Linked DNA regions of Homo sapiens: region 1 is linked to region 2. A link is a loop called in an ENCODE intact Hi-C map of the cell type or tissue named here. Cell type or tissue: CD4-positive, alpha-beta T cell. All regions are shown on one strand. Each heading gives the region's core, and the rest is flanking DNA. Links, peaks and the distances in the headings are about the cores only.

Region 1 (5,373 bases), core at 270-5,269, 130 kb before region 2:
TGGGGGAAAGGCATGGAAGGGAGTGTCCCAATAGGAGGGAACAGTATATGAGAAAGCCTGGGCAGGAGAAACACCAGATCTAAGGACCCAAAAAGGACAGAATGGCTGAAATGAAGATTTGGGGTGGGGCAGTGAGAAGGGTGTGTATGATAGGGGCGTTATCCAGATCACCAAGGGCCCTGAGAGCCACTGTGAGGGTCTGGACTCTGTTCTGAACATTGTAAGAAGTGGTTGGCCAGAGGGAACATTTGGAGAGGAACAAGCTAGAGGCTGCTACCATGATATATGTCTAGAGGGGACAGATAGGAGATGTGGTGCTAGAGTACTGGGGACAGAAGCCACAGGAATGAGCGGGAGCAGCCAGGGTAGAGAGAGGAGGGCCTGAGCCCAGGCTCTTAGCACTGGGGTGACAGCCAGAGAGGTAGAAAGGAATCTGGAGGGAGAGCTCCAGATAGCCAGGAGTCAGTCACAGCTGAGGCTGGCTTTCCCTTCTCCCTACCAGGCAGTTTTGGGGAGGGAATAACAGACCAGGCTTGAGTTTTACCTGTGACCATATATGCTGGGAGGCCTTTGCCAGGTCACTTGCCTTCTCTGATTCTTAGAATGTAAGTCTGGAATGGGGAGCAGTTTATCTACTATGAAAGGGAAATAAATCTGGGGACCTCAAAATCATTAAGCCAAAGGGAAAAGACAAGCTGGGAACTGCATCAGGCAAACTTGCCTCCCATTTTATTCCTAAATAAGATAGCTACAAGGATTAAAAAGCTACATACCTCATGCACATTTTGCCCACAAGGAAATTCCTTGTAGGCCTCAAGATTTTTACCCTAAAACAGTTCTGTTGGATTTCACCCTGGCAATGTAAATGAATAGCTGATCTTCACAGGTGCAGGACAAAGGACAGAACTCAAAGTCATCCCTCTGCTCACCTGAGACAAATGCATCTGATTGCTTCCTCTGCCCTTATTGTTTATGTAAAAATGCAGCTTCACTGAGCCAGACTAAAGCATAAGTGACTATTCCTCTACCCGCCACCCCGGCTCACATGTAAATTGTTATTCAGTGAAAGGCTGATAAGGATCCAAAAGAACACAAACTTTTATCTCTTATCGACCCATGACCTGGAAGCCCCCACCCCACTTCAAGTTGTCCTGCCTTTCCAGACCAAACCCATGTACATTTTACACACATTGATCGATGTCTCATGTCTCCCTAAAGTGTATAAAACCAAGCTGTGCCCCAACCATCTTGGGCACATGGCATCAGGGTGAGGCTGTCACAGGTGCATCCTTAACCTTGGAAAAATAAACTTTCTAAATTGATTGAGACCTGTCTCAGATACTTTTGGTTCACACTACCTACCCTCTGGGTTAGCAAGAGGGTCAGAAGAATGGTGGTAAACTACAGGACTTTCTAGGTATGGAGACCCTGCCTTGTCAATTTCCATGGTATAAATGTGTCCACTATGGCCTATTTCAAGCTTCCCACATAAAGCGATACACAGTAGCACATGATAATGTGGTCTTTCCACCAAACAGAATAGATGTAAATAAGCTCCCAAGAGCATAGATGATAGTAAGGTATAGTAAGGATAGTAAGGATGATAGTAAGGATAGTGAGGATAGTAAGGATAGTAAGATAGTAAGATAGTAAAATATTTACTATTAAGATAGTAAAATGATTACGAGGCAACAAGTTTTGAGCATTTACTTTGTTTTTAGTAAAATGTATTTAAATCTAAGTTTATATCATTTGATCTTTTTATATTGTTTATTTATTTATTTTTTTTGAGACAGGGTCTCACTCTGCCGCCCATGCTGGAATGCAGTGGTGTGATTACAGCTCACTGCAGCCTCAAACTCCTGGGCATAAGCGATCCTCCCATCTCAACCTTCTGAGTAGCTGGGACTACAGGCGTGCACCACCACATCCAGCTAATTTTTATATTTTTTGTAGAGACAGGGCTTCACCGTGTTGCCCAGGCTGGTCTCGAACTCCCGGGCGCAAGCAGATCACCTCCCTCGGCCTCCCAAAGTGTTAGAATCACAGGTATGAGCCACCACACCAGCCTACATTATTTAATTTTTAATAATGGCTGTGTCTAACAACGAGCTCATAAAATTCCTGAAAAGCTAACAATTGGCTGTCATCCCTACTGGCCAGCTGTGACATGCCACTTACTGGTCTACAGGCAAGAGGATATGCAAAGTAAACCTCCAATGGGCCCTCCTCTCTGTCATCCTCAAGAGGCTCAACCTCCGCCCTAGGGGGCTGCTGGGCTTCTCAAACATTAAGGGGCAAAGGCAGGAGTGCTCTGAGCCCAGCCTACCCAAGGCAGCCACAGGTTTGGAGGAAAAACGCACTTCTTTCCACCCCTCCCCACCCCTGTCTGAGTCCTGCCATGCCTAAGACAGTATCCCCAACAGTGGCCCCTGTTCTGGGGACCTCATGTTCCCAGCCCTTCCTCAGGAAAACCAGAGAGCTAAACTCATTGGTGAACATCTCTTTATTGGAAAATCCTGGTGGGTGTAGGGGCTCCTTAGACTCTGGTGCCCGGACCTGCATCTGGACATGCTTCAAAGCTCTGGGTCCTGAGCCAGCAGTAGTAAAGGAAGACACAGATGCCCATCCCCAGGGCAGACAGCAACACCAAGAGCAGAGTCCCTGTTACCAGTGTCAGTGAACTGGGAAGACTTCCATATATAAGAGGGAGAGGCTAGGTAGGGCCTGGAGAGGCAAGAAGTGCGCCAGCAGAGGCAGGAAGTGCACCAGCAGGGGAAGGAAGTACACCAGCAGGGGCAGGAAATACACCAGCAGGGGCAGGAAGTGCGCCAGCAGAGCCAGGAAGTGCACCAGCAGAGGCAGGAAGTGCGCCAGCAGAGCCAGGAAGTGCACCAGCAGAGGCAGGAAGTGCATCAGCGGGGGCAGAAAGTGCACCAGCAGGGGCAGGAGATACACCAGCCGAGGCAGGAAGCGCCCCAGCAGAGGCAGCAAATATACCAGTAGGGGCAGAAAGTGCACCAGCAGAGGCAGGAAGTGCACCAGCAGGGGCAGGGAGGAGACTGGATGACAGCCCCCATTACCCAGAACCATGTTGTTCACATGGGAGAGGGTGCAGGTATACCAGCCTTGAACGACGCCTATGTGACCTCAAGCCTCAGTTTCCCCATCTATAGAATGGGACCTGATTGTGTCTACTGCATGGGATTATTGGGAGGATTCTTGGGAGGATTAAACAGAAAAATGGAAGCCCTGGCCCCTCCTTTGGCAGGCAGGCAGGCAACAAAGGCAGCATGTATTAACAATATGCAGTGGGCAGCAGTTACTGTTCTGGATAAGGAGGCTCAAAGGGGTAAGTGGCTTCCAAGGTCATGAGGTAAGCAAGCTTACAGCCAGATTGCCTGAGGTTTCAGGCTCTGCCCTGGCAGGCCACAAATGGGGGCCCAGGGAGGAGAGGGAGGGGAGAAGGAGGAAGCCAGAGCCTGGTTCTACAGGGACTGCCAAAGACCACTGGATGCAGAGCTCCAGTGTCTCTCACTGTGAAGGGGACCTGGAGAAGAGCCCAGGCTACAGGAGAGGGCTCCCTTGCTCGTCTCCAGGCCCCCTAGAGTCAGAAGCCTGACTCAGTTCAGAGGACAAGTCAGCCTTCTCTGTCACCTGATTGGAAGCCTTCTCAGGGGCCTGATGGGAAGCCTTCTCAGAGGCCTGATTGGAATCTGGAAGCCAAAGACATCAAAGACAGTTTTAAGCCACAACACAACATCCCCTCACACCCCCAACACACACAGCTATAAACTTCTGACCTTCTACTATTTGTTTACTGATACTGAAAGTTGAGAGAATATGAAGCTATTTTTTTTCCAAGGACAGAAAAGATAACATGTTGTTTATACTATGGTGTGAGTGACTACAAGCCTTCTCTCTCCTCTATGAAACTCTCAGAAGGGCATATATCAAGGGTTATGTGGGTGGAGGTGAAGGGGTCTCCAGATATCTGTTTAATAAAGATTACATGAGAGGCTCAAAAGTGGCAGGCCAATCTAATGCTCTCATTTTGCACTTGGGGAAACCAAGGCCCAGAAAGGGAAAGGATTTGCCCAAGGTCCCACACAGTAGAAGCCTCTCCAGACAGGATCCAGAAGCCAGGACCCTCCTTGGTTCTGATCAATGGGCACCTTGAGTGGGTCTTTGTGGTCCAGGCCAGTGTCAGTTTCCTCAGAGGCCTTTAGTAGCAAGATGATGTCTTCTATAAGCCTGTTCATGCAAGGCTGTGACTGATTCCCCGGGCCAGCTGCCTCCCTTGCCTCAGAGCCTACCTCCACCCTCCACACCCAAAACAGGGGCCTCCTACCTGCCAAGGACCTTTGATAGGGTAATCAGGGGGCCAGGCAGGTAATCTCACAACTGTCACTCATACTCCCAGGGAGGCATCCAGAAGTTCTTACCTAGAGGTGAGGGATGGAGGTGGTCAGTGCACCAGAGATGGGAGCTAGGGGTGGCATGGACCAGACCTGCATTTAACAAGCAAAGAAACAGAGGCTAACAAAAGGTCAGTGACTTGCCCATGATGTCACAGCCAGCAAGAGCTGGAGCTGGGATTTGAACCTGGGTCTAGGTCACAGTCCAAAGCCTCCATTCCCAGTATACCTCACACTGCCCACTCTAGGCCAAAGCAGTTGGGCTTGTGGTCCAGCCAAGCATGGGGAACTATTGCAGAAATTCAATCTGAGCTATTTTGAGCCTCAGTTTCCTCACCTCCCACACAATTAAGTGAGGTCATGTACCTCAAATGCCAGTTACAGGGTAAGGCATGCAGTACACCTTTGGTGAACATGACTCACCATGAGTGCCCCTGTGGAAGGAACAGGCCTTCTTGGTAGCATCAGATGGGACCTTTAGATTCCAGAGCAACAGCTTGTGGTGCACCCCGTAACTTCCAAAGATTCCTCAGCTTGGGTCTCTGTTCCTACGGGGTGGCAGAGTGGGGAGGGGGTTATCTGTTTCCACTCACATCAGCAGGAGTACCAGTAAAGCTGAAGGCCTGGAAGGAGAGCTCCAGTCTCTTGGGGACCTCTTGGGGCACGAAGTGGGAGTGGAAGTTCTTGCCGTTCACCAGGCACCTGGAAGGCACAGGTTGGAAGGTCATCAGGGTCAGACCCCTGAACTGGGATCTGGTCCTAGCCCCAACACCACCATACACCATCATTTGTTGAGAATTCTGCATGCCAAGCACTGAGCTAAGCGTCACCCCATTCAGTCTACACAGCAGGCTTTGAAGATTCTGGCACTATCCCCATTTCACAGAAGGGCAAACAGAGGCTCCAGAGGTGAAAGGGCCAGTAAAGCATTCTTGCTCCCCTGGCCTAGAAAGGA
Region 2 (5,369 bases), core at 370-5,369:
CTTTGTCTCCTCTGAGCCTTTCCTCCTCAGAAGCTGGGGTTGCCAGCAAATGGCAGATTGCCCTGGCCGGGTGCGGTGGCTCATGCCTGTCATCCCAGCACTTTGGGAGGCTGAGGCGGGTGGATCACATAGTCAAGAGATTGAGACCATCCTGGCCAACATGGTGAAACCCCGTCTCTACTAAAAATACAAAAATTAGCTGGGTGTGGTGGTGCCCCAGCTACTTGGGATGCTGAAGCAAGAGAATCACTTAAACCCGGGAGGTGGAGGTTGCAGTGAGCTGAGATCATGCCACTGCACTCCAGCCTGGGCGACAGAGCAAGACTCCGTCTCAAAAAAAAAAAAATGGCAGATTACCCAGGCTTACCATCTGCACCTGAGGTTGTGCTGGCAAACCATCCCATCCAGTGTATTGGTGTCTCTGAGCATTGCTAGGTACGGGCAGGCCACTCACTGGGGCAGTCACAACACTGGAGGAGGGGGTTAGACTGTCTCCAGTGGCTTGGGCGCCAGAGATGGAGCCACACAGAAGCATCTGGAGAAGGGCCTGATTTCCCCACAGCCTTCCCCAGGGAACTGGAAATAGCATATAGGTCACTGTGACAGAGGGGAAGCCCTGGGTCAGCTACTTACTTATTAGCTTTGTGACTTTGTCCAAGTCATACAACCTTTCTGATCAGGCCAAGTCTGTCATGGTCCAAATGGAAATAGTAATTAATCTGTGAGGGCCCCACTTCACTGGGCTATTAGAGGGACACGTACAATTTCTAAGGCAGAAGTAGCTTGTAGCCCTGATGCAGTGCAGATGAAGGTAATGATGTCATGGAGAAAGCCAGGCAGGCAGCTGTTGAACACCTGGGGCGTGTGGTAGGAGTCACAGAAGAAGTTCAAGACCCGGTCCAGCTGGGGAGGGACAGTGCTGAGTAATATGAGCAAGTGGTAATGAAGTGCATATTTCACACTTAATGACTTGACTCATTTGTCAGTTGGTGCTGAAATCAGTTTTAGGGGCTTGTGACCAGCATTTAAAACAATAGAATAGAAAAATAGAAAATCAATCTGGAAATATCAGAGTGCATTAGTACATGTAAGGGCAACTCGTTTCCTAAAATGTATTCTGGTTGTGTGTGTGTATGTGTGTTGTGTTTGTGTGGGTCTCAGTTTAAAAAGCATGAGACATGGTGTTCTGAGCCAGGATGAAGATCTTCAGGTTGGAGGACATTTTACGAGATCTAGGCAGGCAGGCAGGCAGGCATGCAGGCATGCAGGCATGCAGGCAGGCAGGCATGCAGGCATGCAGGCATGCAGGCTGTGTGGAGGCTGAGGGCTTGGCCTGTGGAGGCAGAGAAGTGTAGTACAAGGGTCAAGAGCATGAGCTGTAGAGTCAGTCAGGCCTGGGTTTGAGTCCCAGCTCTGCCACTTATAGCTACATGGTCTTAAAACACTCTTAACATTACTAAGCCTTGGATTCTACTTTAAAATGGGGAGAATGGGCCGGGCGCTGTGGCTCACGCCTGTAATCCCAACACTTCAGGAGGCCGAGGCGGGTGGATCGCCTGAGGTCAGGAGTTCAAGACCAGCCTGGCCAACATAGTGAAACCCTGTCTCTACTAAAAATGCAAAAAATTAGCTGGGTGTGGTGGTGGGCGCCTGTAATCCCAGCTACTCGGGAGGCTGAGGCACGAGAATCACTTAAACCCGGAAGGCGGACGTTGCAGTGAGCCGAGATCGCGCCATTGCACTCCAGCCTGGGCAACAAGCGCAAAACTCCGTCTCAAAAAAATAAAATAAAAAGGGGAGAATGATGTTATAGTAGGGTTATTACAAAAGGTACATGTGATAAAGGTATGTGAAGCATTGAGAAGAAAATTGTAAGTAGTAAATAATCTACGAATGGTAACTACTGTTGCTGATATTATTATTGTTGTAGTGATGGTTTTTAATGTAATATTGGGCTCTGAAGGGTTACTGTCACTTGGAGAAGGGAGAAGAAAGGGCATTCAGTTAGGGATGAGTGGATGGTGAGGGATAAACATGTGTGTGCCTGGTATGGGAGAATTGTATGGCCTCAAAAGCGGTGTTGAGATTACGGTGGAAGTTACTAGGACAATTTTGGCATAAGGTGGGGAAGAAAGCTTTAGCAGTGGAAACTGTTTAACAATAGAGTGACTTCACCTGGAGGTAAGGAAGGCCCATCCCTGGAGGAGTTCCAGCAGTGGCTGAGCCAAAAGAAACTGGTCTCACTTGTCTCTTTTGGCTTCAGAGACTCCCTCAGTCTACCTTAAGGAAGGAGGGGTTTTCTGGAGGATGAGTGAGGCCGCCAGATTTGCGACATCCCCCATGGGCCATTTGTGGTCCCTTATACTGGGCCAGCTTCTCTCTCACTAGCAATTGGTTCCTGCCCTCTCCACTGTCAGGAGGAAGCCTCCTCAGGGCTTCTACACTGTCATACTATTTTCAGGGACCCCTCTGGCCCCAGCTTCATCCCACAGCTCCTCTGTGGGCCTCCTTAGAGGGTCAAATTCATAAGATAGACTGTACAAGCATATAGCGAAACTGAGGATCAGAGAAGAAAGGGGACTTGCCTAATGTAGAAAGGATTTCTATATCAGACAGCAGTTGGATCAGATGTTTTCTAAGATCCTGACTGAGTTAATTGAAGGATATGTGACTCTTCTGATTTAACAACAAAAAAAATAGATAGCCTGCAATGTTTCAGGAGTATATCCTGTGCCTAGAGACATCTACCTGCAGTTAGAGAGCATGTGGTACGCTGAGTGCTGGGTACAGCCAGACCTCCAGTGTCTTCCTTCTCACCATCTCCAGGTAGATTAAACTCCTCTGCTGTTAAAGGAAAAGCCATTCAGATGGCCATATTGCCTTAAAATTTTCCTAATTTAGGATTTAAAAAATCAAAACAGATCTTTCAATTGACATGCACAGTTAAAGTAGTAGTGGGTTTTTTGTTTGTTTCTGAGAAGATCTTGCCAAATCAATGGTGTAGCTTAAAATCAGTGGTGTCTTAGAATCCAGGAAATATGGTAGTTTGTTTTGTACTCTTCTGAAGTTCCGGTTTGAGGTTTGACATTGGGGGTTTGAAACTGCCAAAGCTGTTATCTGGCATCAGTTAAAAGAACTCTGAATTTAACATGTTCCTCTGTGTATCTGCAGTTGGGAGAATGGGCATCTTTGAGTCCCTGCAGTTAGATTTTATCAATAAAGCCAGACTGAGGGTTGAGGTATCAGATAGACATATTTAATCACCTGTGAGTTCTTTGGAAACTGGTAATCTCAAGTGAAAACCTTGCCCTCTGTAAGCCTCAGTTTCTTCATCTGTGCAGTGGGGATATTGGATTAGCCATTATCTACATCCATAACTGCCAGAACTTCCTGTTGACTCAGTTTGGGCACCCTTCTGACTGGTTAACTAGAAGGCTGTTCCTCTGACTTGTTGCATAAGCAGTGCATTATAGGTGGTGGAAGGTATCATGGCCTGGGAGGTGTGGGCCCTTAGTTTCTGCTCCTGGGATGTTTGGGGGTTGCCCGGAGATACATATCCCTTTGTAAATTACCTGACCTTTTGTAAAGGCGTGGTCCTTGCTTTGCTTTTATCAGGAAAGGCAAAGAAAGGAGTAACTCATGCCCTAGTTCTGCCTTTAGGTGGTGAGAGGGGCAGCAGTTCAAGGTGGGGTGCCTTGTATCAGTGCGTTGAGGGGGCCTCCTTTGCCTGGGCTGTAGTCCTTCCTCAGACGTTCAGTTCCAAGGCTACTCTCAGGCCTGGGCACTTCCCCAGATAAAATGCACTGAAGAAGACCTTCCCTTTTGTGTCTTAGAGGCCTCAGCTCTGCCAGGGCCCCTCCCTCTGCTCTTCCAACCAGTAAAAGTCACAGTAGCACATTTCCTTCCGGCAGAGAGAGGATCAGAGACTCAGGCCTGGGCCAAGCCCCAGCCCCACTGTGTCCTGTTCCTGAGAACCTCCTCTGAGCTGCCTCCGACTCTGTGCTCCTTTCTGAGAGGTCAGGCAGCACTGTGTGCTGGCTCTTGGCTGGGACCTGACTTGTATTTGAGTCTGGGTTTTTCCACTGATTGAACGCTAAGCAAGATACCTTTCCTGAGTATCTTACCTCTCTAAGCCTGTTTCCTTGTCTGTCATTAATACCTTATTCTGTTAAGAAAGCAGAAAAAAGCACCTTGGTGCTGAGGTGTTTTCCCCACATTCAGTGCCCACCAGAATATCAACTCCATGAGGGTCAAGACTTTGTTTTAATCATGGGACGGCATCCCCATAACCCATCCAGAGGCCCTCGCCCTAGAACACTGCAACACAGTTGTGCTAGCTGCCCAGTCAGTAGATCTACAGATAGAAGAAGTGGTATTTGATGGGGCTTTGAAGTGTGTGTAGGATTTTGATGGGTGGAGACGATTTGGGAAGCATTCCAGCAAAGTTACTGGCATGAATAAAGGCTGAGAGGGAAAGGGCCAGGGCATAATTGGGGAAACTCTGAGTAATGAGTTTGGCTCAAGTAAAGAGGTGAGCATATTATTTCTGTACTCGTTTGACTAGTTTTTGTGTTCAACTCTGCACCTTGTACACCGGCCCTCTGAAGAGGCTTATTGACTAAGGCAGACCCAGGACAGGAATGCTTTGCTTTGCTGCACAGATGCAGACACTCACTCAGCCTCTGCCTCAGAGAGGTACCATGGGTCCTGGCCACATTAGGGAAGTAGGCACTTGAACCACCTGCTGTCTCTCTAGCTTATGCCTTGAGGCGGTGGATGGGGAGGTGGCGTGTTCCCTCTCATCTGCAATAGGATGGTCCGAGGTAGCAGTCCTGAAGGGAACAGCAGGGATGGTAGGCAGGAAGAATGGAGGTCTGACCAGGCTGGCGGCTGGGAATGAAGCCAGGGCCTTTGCTTCCCTTGGCACCTCTCACAGGCCCTGCCCTCTGCTCCACAGGCTGGAGGAAGTACCCCTGGAGGTGCTGAGGCAGAGGGAGTCCAAGTGGCTGGACATGCTCAACAACTGGGACAAATGGATGGCCAAGAAGCACAAAAAGGTGAGGGGCCTGGCCTCAGGTATTGGGCTGGGAGTTGGCAGCTTGGGGAGGAGGAGGAAGAGGGAGGAACTTCATCAGCTTAGGAAAGCAGAGGCTTCTATAACTGCCAGATGCCTTAGGTGTCCTCCAACTGCCAGTGCAGGACAGAAGCTGGCTTGAAGGCAGGGGGAAGGTTGGGCCCTAACACAATGACTTCAGATTCATGCAGAACATTGTCCTGGAGCTAAACCTCAAAGCCACTCTTAGCCAACAGCCATAACACAGCTTTCTTCTAGCCTTCCCAGGGGAAGGACTTAAGTGCTGCTTACCAAC

What was found. A loop is a pair of places that touch in the nucleus more often than their neighbours do. Peaks named below come from ENCODE experiments on the same cell type or tissue, not always from the same donor. Only the 100,000 strongest peaks of a DNase experiment are listed, where the experiment ranks them.
Region 1: it touches region 2 in a loop (4-fold over the local background); 5 of 110 quality-filtered maps call a loop at or near these places.

Annotation. Positions count from the first base shown.
Region 1 is chr22:30,433,364-30,438,736 of GRCh38, reverse strand. LOC105372990 (a long non-coding RNA gene) reads right to left here. Exons shown (of 4, transcript NR_148046.1): 2 at 4,842-5,120; 3 at 4,352-4,445; 4 at 2,236-3,716. Among named protein-coding and RNA genes, the nearest start is that of MTFP1, 10 kb to the right of the region's middle. RefSeq lists an enhancer at 2,398-2,919. In CD4-positive, alpha-beta T cell, for the core only: a CTCF peak has its summit at 2,776; DNase peaks (open chromatin) are centred at 2,936, 3,526 and 3,606; H3K4me3 peaks cover 1,165 bases; H3K27ac peaks cover 1,883 bases; H3K27me3 peaks cover 452 bases.
Region 2 is chr22:30,304,219-30,309,587 of GRCh38, reverse strand. TBC1D10A (TBC1 domain family member 10A) reads left to right here. Exons shown (of 9, transcript NM_031937.3): 2 at 4,958-5,057. Among named protein-coding and RNA genes, the nearest start is that of CASTOR1, 17 kb to the right of the region's middle. RefSeq lists enhancers at 739-828, 889-948, 4,413-4,912. In CD4-positive, alpha-beta T cell, for the core only: no CTCF peak of the experiment used is centred there; DNase peaks (open chromatin) are centred at 2,327, 3,097, 3,387, 3,897 and 1 weaker place; H3K4me3 peaks cover 2,580 bases; H3K27ac peaks cover 4,826 bases.